Linked DNA regions of Homo sapiens: region 1 is linked to region 2. A link is a contact called in ENCODE Hi-C or POLR2A ChIA-PET data. All regions are on one chromosome and are shown on one strand. The core of a region is the stretch at or near the end of the contact, and the rest is flanking DNA. Distances in the headings are between cores, read along the strand shown. Region 1 has its middle 190 kb from the start of LINC01846. Region 2 overlaps LINC01846 (long intergenic non-protein coding RNA 1846).

Region 1 (4,475 bases), core at 1,229-3,728, 240 kb after region 2:
TCATGCTAAAAACTCTCAATAAATTAGGTATTGATGGGACGTATCTCAAAATAATAAGAGCTATCTATGACAAACCCACAGCCAATATCATACTGAATGGGCAAAAACTGGAAGCATTCCCTTGGAAAACTGACACAAGACAGGGATGCCCTCTCTCACCACTCCTATTCAACATAGTGTTGGAAGTTCTGGCCAGGGCAATTAGGCAGGAGAAGGAAATAAAGGGTATTCAATTAGGAAAAGAGGAAGTCAAATTGTCCCTGTTGGCAGATGACATGATTGTACATCTAGAAAACCCCATTGTCTCAGCCCAAATCTCCTTAAGCTGATAAGCAACTTCAGCAAAGTCTCAGGATACAAAATCAATGTACAAAAATCACAAGTATTCTTATACACCAATAACAGACAAACAGAGAGCCAAATCAGGAGTGAACTCCCATTCACAATTGCTTCAAAGAGAATAAAATACCTAGGAATCCAACTTACAAGGGACATGAAGGATCTCTTCAAGGAGAACTACAAACCACTGCTCAATGAAATAAAAGAGGATACAAAGAAATGGAAGAACATTCCATGCTCATGGGTAGGAAGAGTCAATATCATGAAAATGGCCATACTGCCCAAGGGAATTTATAGATTCAATGCCATCCCCATCAAGATACCAATGACTTTCTTCACAGAACTGGAAAAAACTACTTTAAAGTTCATATGGAACCAAAAAGCAGCCCGCATCACCAAGTCAATCCTAAGCCAAAAGAACAAAGCTGGAGGCATCACACTACCTGACTTCAAACTATACTACAAGGCTACAGTAAGCAAAACAGCATGATACTGGTAACAAAACAGAGATATAGATCAATGGAACAGAACAGAGCACCCAGAAATAACACCACATATCTACAACTATCTGATCTTTGACAAACCTGAGAAAAACAAACAATGGGGAAAGGATTCCCTATTTAATAAATGGTGCTGGGAAAACTGGCTAGCCATATGTAGAAAGCTGAAACTGGATCCCTTCCTTACACCTTATACAAAAATTAATTCAAGAAGGATTAAAGACTTACATGTTAGACCTAAAACCACAAAAACCCTAGAAGAAAACCTAGGCATTACCATTCAGAACATAGGCATGGGTAAGGACTTCATGTCTAAAACACCAAAAGCAATGGCAACAAAAGCCAAAATTGACAAATGGGATCTAATTAAATTAAAGAGCCTCTGCACAGCAAAAGAAACTACCATCAGAGTGAACAGGCAACCTACAAAATGGGAGAAAATTTTCGCAACCTACTCATCTGACAAAGGGCTAATATCCAGAATCTACGATGAACTCAAACAAATTTATAAGGGAAAAAGCAAACAACCCCATCAAAAAATGGGCAAAGGACATGAACAGACACTTCTCAAAAGAAGACATTTATGCAGCCAAAAAACACATGAAAAAATGCTCACCATCACCGGCCATCAGAGAAATGCAAATTAAAACCACAATGAGATATCATCTCACACCAGTTAGAATGGCGATCATTCAAAAGTCAGGAAACAACAGGTGCTGGAGAGGATGTGGAGAAATAGGAACACTTTTACACTGTTGGTGGGACTGTAAACTAGTTCAACCATTGTGGAAGTCAGTGTGGCGATTTCTCAGAGATCTAGAACTAGAAATACCATTTGACCCAGCCATCCCATTACTGGGTATATACCCAAAAGACTATAAATCATGCTGCTATAAGGACTCATGCACACGTATGTTTATTGCGGCACTATTCACAATAGGAAAGACTTGGAACCAACCCAAATGTCCAACAATGATAGGCTAGATTAAGAAAATGTGGCACATATACACCATGGAATACTATGCAGCCATAAAAAATGATGAGTTCATGTCCTTTGTAGGGACATGGATGAAATTGGAAATCATCATTCTCAGTAAACTATCGCAGGAACAAAAAACCAAACACCACATGTTCTCACTCATAGGTGGGAATTGAACAATGAGAACACATGGACACAGGAAGGGGAACATCACACACCGGGGACTGTTGTGGGGTAGGGTGAAGGGGGTGGGATAGCATTAGGAGATATACCTAATGCTAAATGACGAGTTAATGGGTGCAGCACACCAGCATGGCACATGTATACATATGTAACTAACCTGCACATTGTGCACATGTACCCTAAAACTTAAAGTGTAATAATAATAAAATAAAAAATTTTTTAAAATATATCAGACAAAAAAAAAAAAAGATCACTTGAGCCCAGGAGTTCAAGACTGTGGTGCCCTATAGTCATAATTCCAATTCGAAAATGGTGGCATAGAAACAAGCTGGCTTCGCTCCCTTTTACAGAAAACCAAAAACAAATATATAGCACCAAGATGATCACCAGCAATATCCTAGAACACAAATATGAGGATGAATCAGTTCCTGGAGCCAAAGAGAAGTAAAAAAAACTCCAGCAGACGGTAAGAGAGCCATATATTCATGACAATGACACCCCTCCCTGGAATCTGCCCTGCCCCAAGTATGTGGAAAATGTTGATTGACTCTCAGTTTCCACACTGGAGAAAGTGAGACTGAGGTTGACAGTCAGCTTCTCTACTTTCTTATGTTCCCTGACAGGAGACCTGTCCCTACCTCAAACTGTGGGAAGCATGGTGAGTGCCTAAAAGGAGAAACATCTCTGAGGACAGCCAAAGACAAAGTAGAGAGGCAGGACTAACATCCTGAATGCTAGAAACTGCTCTGTAATTCAGCCAAATGACATGCCAAATCGGAGTGGCTGCTTAGCAGTACCATGCTGTAGGAGGTACATTCCACGGGGCCCCTGAGCACAAATTACAGCCAGCCGTTCCACACTGCCAGGATATCCCCTTTGGGACCTCCCCTATTTCTGATGATCAGTCTCTGATAATTTGCTAGAGCAAAGGCAAACATGGGCTTAAAGTGCCATCTAGTGCTGAAAAGGAGGCACTGACCTAGCGGAAAAAAGTATAAGAAATTCAACAGGTAAATTATGAAGAATCTCTAAGTAAACATAGCCAATAAAAACCAAAACAAGCCAGGCAGAGAAAACTGGAATGAATAACTGTTAAATGCAAAGACATAGATGTACATTCACACACACACACACAAAAAAAAAACAGCGAAAAGGAAACCATGACCTCTCCAAACAGACAAAGCAAGGAACCAGTGACTGACCCTAACAAGACTGTTACATGAGCTCTCTGTCCAATAATTCAAAATAGGAGTTTGAAAGAAACTTAGTGCTCTCCAAGATAACACATAAAAGCAATTTATAAATTTATCAGATAAATTTTACAAGGAGATTGAAATAATAACAAAAGATCAAACAAAAATCTTGGAACTGAGAAACACATTTGCTGAATTCAAAAATTCATTGAAGGCTCTTTACAGCAGAATGTACCAAGCAGAGGAAAGAATCAGTGCTCCCAAAGACAGGCTGTTTAGAAGTACACAGTCACAGGAGAAATAACAAAAAAATAAAGTCAAAAGGAATAAAGACTACCTATAAGATATAGAAAATTACCTCAAAAGACAAAATCTAAGAATTACTAGTATTCAAAAGGCAGCTGAGCAAAAGAACAAGGTAGAACACTTACTCAAAAAATAATAACAGAAAAGTTTCCAAAACTTGAGAAAGAAATAAAAGTTCACGTATAGGAAGGACAGAGAACATCAAATAGGACTACGCCAAGACATATAATAATTAAACTCTCGAAGGCCAAAGACAATGAGAGGATCCTAAAAAGCAGCAGGAGAAAAAAAGCAAACAACATGTAAAGAAATGCCAATCATCTGATGACAGACTTCTCAGTGGAAACCACACAGGCCAGGAGGGAGCAGAATATTTTCAAAGTGTTGAAAAGAAAACAAAAAACAAAAAACAAAAAACAAAACCTGCCATTCAAAAACACTTTATCCAGCAAAGCTATCATTCAAATAAGGAGTCACAAAGTCTTTCCTAGGCAAACAAAAGCTAAGAGAATTCATCACCACCAGACTTACCTCACAAAAAATGGTAAAGGGAACTCTTCAATCTGAACAAAAAAAAAATACTAATGCGAAAAAAGAAAATATTTAAAGGTACAAAATCCACTGGTAAAATTAAGTACAAAATCATCCCCAGAATACTCCAATTCTGTAATTTTAGTGTGCAATCCACCCATAACTCTAGCATGAAGCCTAAAAGATAAATACATATAAAATAATATTAGCTCCAGAAACTTAAGAGATAGGCAATAAAAAATGTAAATTGAGACAACCAAAATCAAAATGTGGGATGATAGAGTCAAAATATAAAGATTGTTTTTAGTTTTTTATTTGTTTGCTTGTTTTTACTCTTTTTTGTGTTATCTAATACAAGTTGTCATCTCTTTAAAATAATTTGTTATATCTATAAGATATTTCACATAAGCTTCATGGTAACCACAATGCAAAAACCTATAATAG
Region 2 (4,440 bases), core at 354-2,853:
GAATCCTTTGCAAATAGCTAGATTCATCTCATTAATTTTAGGAGAAAGGGATCAATACACATACATTTATCTTACATTATGTGTATATATTAGATTCCATAGCTATTGAAACAGATATATGACACTCTGAGGAAAAGCAAGGAATAAACACTAGAGCCACTCACTGATCTTTTAAAGTAGAGCTAAATATAGCTGTCCAACTTCCATGTCCTTGATCATTTAAATGTTAGTCCAAACTTCATGCAGTATGAAAGTAGATAATAGACATCTATATCTAATATACTTCCCCTAGTTCTTTTTAATTTTTGGTCTTCTCCTCTGAGTTGCATAGACCTTAAAAAATGTTGATGGTCCACTCTCCCCAGTGAGAATGCTGCTTTCATTGATCAAGCCCTTTTCAGCATAAAATTCTGTGCCAGAAGTGAGGATGCAAATGAGACACAAATGCTGCCCTTGAGGAGTCTGATATGCTAGCTTGAGGGACTGACTCTCAATTCTCTTTACCTAAACATCTGGGCCTAATACTGGCCCTTTAGAATAACTACTCTTTCCCATGTCCTCACAGCTTTGGTTCATCAGAACAGTTCTCATATTCTTCAAGCATGAGACAGTAAACTTTATGTTTGGGATTTGCGTTAGGGGAAGTGATGGTGCTGTGAGTCAGAAGTTCTTAAAGTTAAAAATATGACAAATTACTTAGATATCTAGAGCTTTTTAAAACATACATTCCTAACCCCAGTTTGATCCTTCTGAATTAGATTTTCCATACATGAAGCCTATGGGATTCTGGTGGGCAGTAGAAGATAAACTGTAATTTAAGTGAGGTTTTTATAAGCCAGCTTGGGATCAGGCAAAGATCAGGTGAATCATTCTTGATCTATATTTGTATTTTAATCTGTTTAAGAATTGTATGTAAAATACTTTAAAAGCTTGGACTGGGGAATCATTCATTGTCCAAGTGTGGGGTACATTTTCACATCAACTTTTCTGTTTCTGTTCTTATGCAATTATAAGTCCACATTATGCATAATAAATAGTGAAAGAATTTCCTCTGTCAGTATATTGCCATAGGTATTTCTGACAGATGCATGCAGACAGATGTGAAGTTTTTTTTTTTTTTTACCATATAAGCAAATATAATCACATTACATATTTTGTACAGAATCAATCTGATTGTATGTTAAACAAATATATGCAGTGTATGTTTAGTCAGAGGGTCTTAGGAATATATCCAGAGACAACTGGAAAATTTTTGTTCATAAACAAAAATTTTTACCACCAGCTCCAGTGAAACATTTCAAAGGGATCCATGTGTGCTAAATGCAAATTGTACCTTCATTTGGAATTGTATTCAATCTTTAAAGTCCATGTAGCCTCAGAAAGCCCATCTTTCGTCCATGCAAGCCTTGGGATGTGTTTAAGGCATTACAGGTAGAGTGCCAGAGCCACCTGACCTTGCTGCTTTCCAATCCTCTTCCTTCCCCCGCCTTCAGAGCAGAGAGTACCAGCCTAGTAGACTGGCACAGGCAGCCTGAGCCACGCTAGCCTCTATGTGGTGTGCTCTGTGAGCCTTAGTTGGAGAGGTTCTGGCTCCTTCTGTCACATATGATTCTGTGGTTTTGAACATCAGCTTTTTTTCCTTTTCCACTTTTTCCCTAGTGCTCCAGACTTTTTTTGTGCAGAAAGCAGCCTCTCACATCATCCTGCATTAATCATCATATACCCCTCAAATCAAAAGTGGAAAAGACCCAGTGATTCAGTCATCTGTTTGCTAACAGTAATCTTTTTGTGGGTTTGTGTGTCTGTGTCCTTTGTTAAGTTCTGTTTTAAAAGAATACAGGCTCCCAGACTGCTGGGGTGTGGTGTGCTTGCAGTAACCTCTCTGTGAGATGCTCCAGAGAGAAAGGCTTCCCAGTGAAAACACTAGACTCAGAGTTGTCTTCAACTCACATAGCCCATGACCCTGAAAAAAAAAAAAAAAAGAAAGAAAGAAAAAGAAGAAGAAAAGAAGCTCTTTTTGGAGCACATTTTTTCTCATCATTAAAGTGAAGAAATAGAACCAGATTGTCTTTAAAGTTCTCATTATTTTATCTTTCTATGGCTCCTTCTAGGAAGTTTGTCTTCTCTAATTTGGCTTAGATACCATATATTTTATTTAGTCATCATTTTTTCCCTATATCTTTATTTATCTGAGTGACGATGTCATCTTTCCTCAGGGCTGGGTGGTTTCTATTCACATCTTTTGCAGACTGATTGCAAAATTATCCTTAAGGGAACACAAGCATCGACCAGCATTTATAAATCCCTGGCAGCACACCACAGATGGTTAATGAAATAAAATGCATTATCTCATAGGCTTAGCTAATCTCAAAGTTATGGACCATCTCTGGATGTGAGGACTTAATATGGAGGCAAGCTGTAGAGTGACAAATTAAAGCTGATAAGATTGCTGCTCTGCCTCATCCTCCAAATATTCATAAACTTTGAGCCGACTCTCTCACAGGAAGCAGGGATCACTACGGAGCTATGCTACATATTGCACTTGCTTGATAAACATGCATGAACATGAAATATAGGAAATACTAGGCACAGTTACCATCACCTGTTGCTCAAAGTAAAATTAAGAAAAAAGCTGGGTTCAGAAATGTTTACTTTAATCTAATTATACAGTGTGTTCAAATTTGTCTCACTTAAGAACTAGCTAAGCAGTGGTCTCCAACCTTTTTGGCACCAGAGACCAGTTTCGTGGAAGACAATTTTTCCATGGATGGGAAGGATTTGTTGGGCGGGGTGGGGGGAGGGTTGTGGGGAATGGTTTTGGAAAGTGTTCCACCTCAGATCATCAGATATTCTCATAGGTGCACAATCTAGATCCCTCACATGCCCAGTTGGAATACAGGGTAGAAGCTACTATTGAGAATCTCATGCTGCTGCTGATCTAATCTGACAGAAGGAGGAGCTTAGGTGGTAATGCTGGCTCGCCCACCACTCATCTCCTGCTGTGTGGCCTGGTTTATAACAGACCATGGAGGGTACCAGTCTGCGGCCTGATGGTTGGGGAACCCCTGAGCTAAGGGACTGATAGAAACATTTTATAAGTAAAATTAATTAAACGCATACACACACAAATAGTTATTTTTAAAAAATAGTACACAAATATTATCAGCTTGTTGATCCCAAATGTAAAAGAAAATCCTCAAATGTTTACATAATTAAAGAAATGATCACTATCTTTATTGAATTTTCACATGCTCTTACCATTCTTAGCTTAATCTGGTAAGAATGAGGTCATAGCAAATTCTTTGGGTAGTGAATTCTAGGTCTCCAGATTTGTAGTAAAATAAGGTACATAAAGTAGACAAAGAGAAACAAAAATGCATTTTAGTTTGGTTCCTTTTTCCTCATTTACTTGAAATACAAATATATATCTATGAATAATCACATATAATTTCTCCTAATATTCCATAAATATAAATTACAATTTCTAAGGATTGAATATTTAATAACAGTCTTTTCAAAATGATAAAGCAAGCACATAATCTTGTTCTTGTTTATTGTAGCAAATGTCAGAGCAGTTTACTGCAGAAATTAAATTGTTATTTATTTTGACTGTTGGGTTAAACAATTCTCTCATTAGGGGAAAAATATACTGCTAAAATAAGTGATAGTTATATGAAGAATTAGATAAGCATTAGTGGAAAAAACCCACCAGTGTCTCTGTTTCCTTAGCAGAACAGGCTATACAGTGTTGCAGCAAGACAGACATCCTCACATAGCAGAGGTGCTAGGGACAGCATCCCTATAGGCAACTACTGGAACTTCTCTAATGTACTTGTAGTTTGCAGATTCTCTGGTTACACTAGCCCTTGCTAACATTGTTCTTCTTTGAATTTGATTAGTCTGAGTTCATTCATGATTCTGTAACCATGTGAGTGGAAAGGGAAACAGGGCTCTCTGCTGCCATATTGCTTGGTTTTCATGCCTAGATTCAAGAATTCTTGAACGTGCATTGGACACAGATCACTCATGGATGCTTTCCACAGCAAATGATTAGCTTCTTACAAATAATTTAAAAGCATTGAGATTGTAATATTTCTTTGGTTTTGTCCTTAAATTTTATATATAACTATTTTATCACATTTACTAGCTATTTTTGTGTGTCTAAGTAGCAAAGACAATGTTACAATTGCAAATCTAGGCTAGGATCCTTGGATAACCAGCTTCCAAATGGCCCCCAATGATCTCCACCTCCTGATGTTTATATATTTGGGTAGTTTCCATGTATATTGTTCCAGGAGATTCCAGATCAGTGTGACCAATAGAATATGGCAGAGGTGATGTTATGTCACTTCCAAAATTAAGTTATAAAAGATTCCCTGCTATATGCTTCTGTTGTACTCTGTACTTTTCCTTCATAATACTTACATATAAGTAACATTC

Evidence for each region. A loop is a pair of places that touch in the nucleus more often than their neighbours do. ChIA-PET counts read pairs that join two places held with the same protein, here RNA polymerase II (POLR2A). Pooled maps may share reads with other maps.
Region 1: a loop to region 2 is called in a map of IMR-90, with 6 times the contacts of the local background. The contact joins two enhancer-like sites. A Hi-C loop is called at or near these places in 3 of 168 maps with a recorded cell type or tissue (IMR-90, PC-3 and mammary epithelial cell) and 4 of 50 pooled maps. POLR2A ChIA-PET finds 5 or more read pairs at or near these places in 3 of 52 experiments (AG04449, AG04450 and HepG2).

Annotation. Positions count from the first base shown.
Region 1 is chr5:98,346,938-98,351,412 of GRCh38, forward strand. No RefSeq gene overlaps it. Among named protein-coding and RNA genes, the nearest start is that of LINC01846, 190 kb to the left of the region's middle. RefSeq lists a silencer at 2,708-3,002. Within about 2 kb of position 2,479, at least 3 of the 41 ENCODE cell types and tissues checked have a DNase peak (open chromatin) inside an H3K27ac peak, as active enhancers do; they include IMR-90, PC-3 and mammary epithelial cell, where a contact is called at or near this core.
Region 2 is chr5:98,108,093-98,112,532 of GRCh38, forward strand. The region is part of intron 3 of LINC01846 (long intergenic non-protein coding RNA 1846); the gene reads right to left. Among named protein-coding and RNA genes, the nearest start is that of LINC01846, 51 kb to the right of the region's middle. Within about 2 kb of position 1,604, at least 4 of the 41 ENCODE cell types and tissues checked have a DNase peak (open chromatin) inside an H3K27ac peak, as active enhancers do; they include IMR-90, PC-3 and mammary epithelial cell, where a contact is called at or near this core.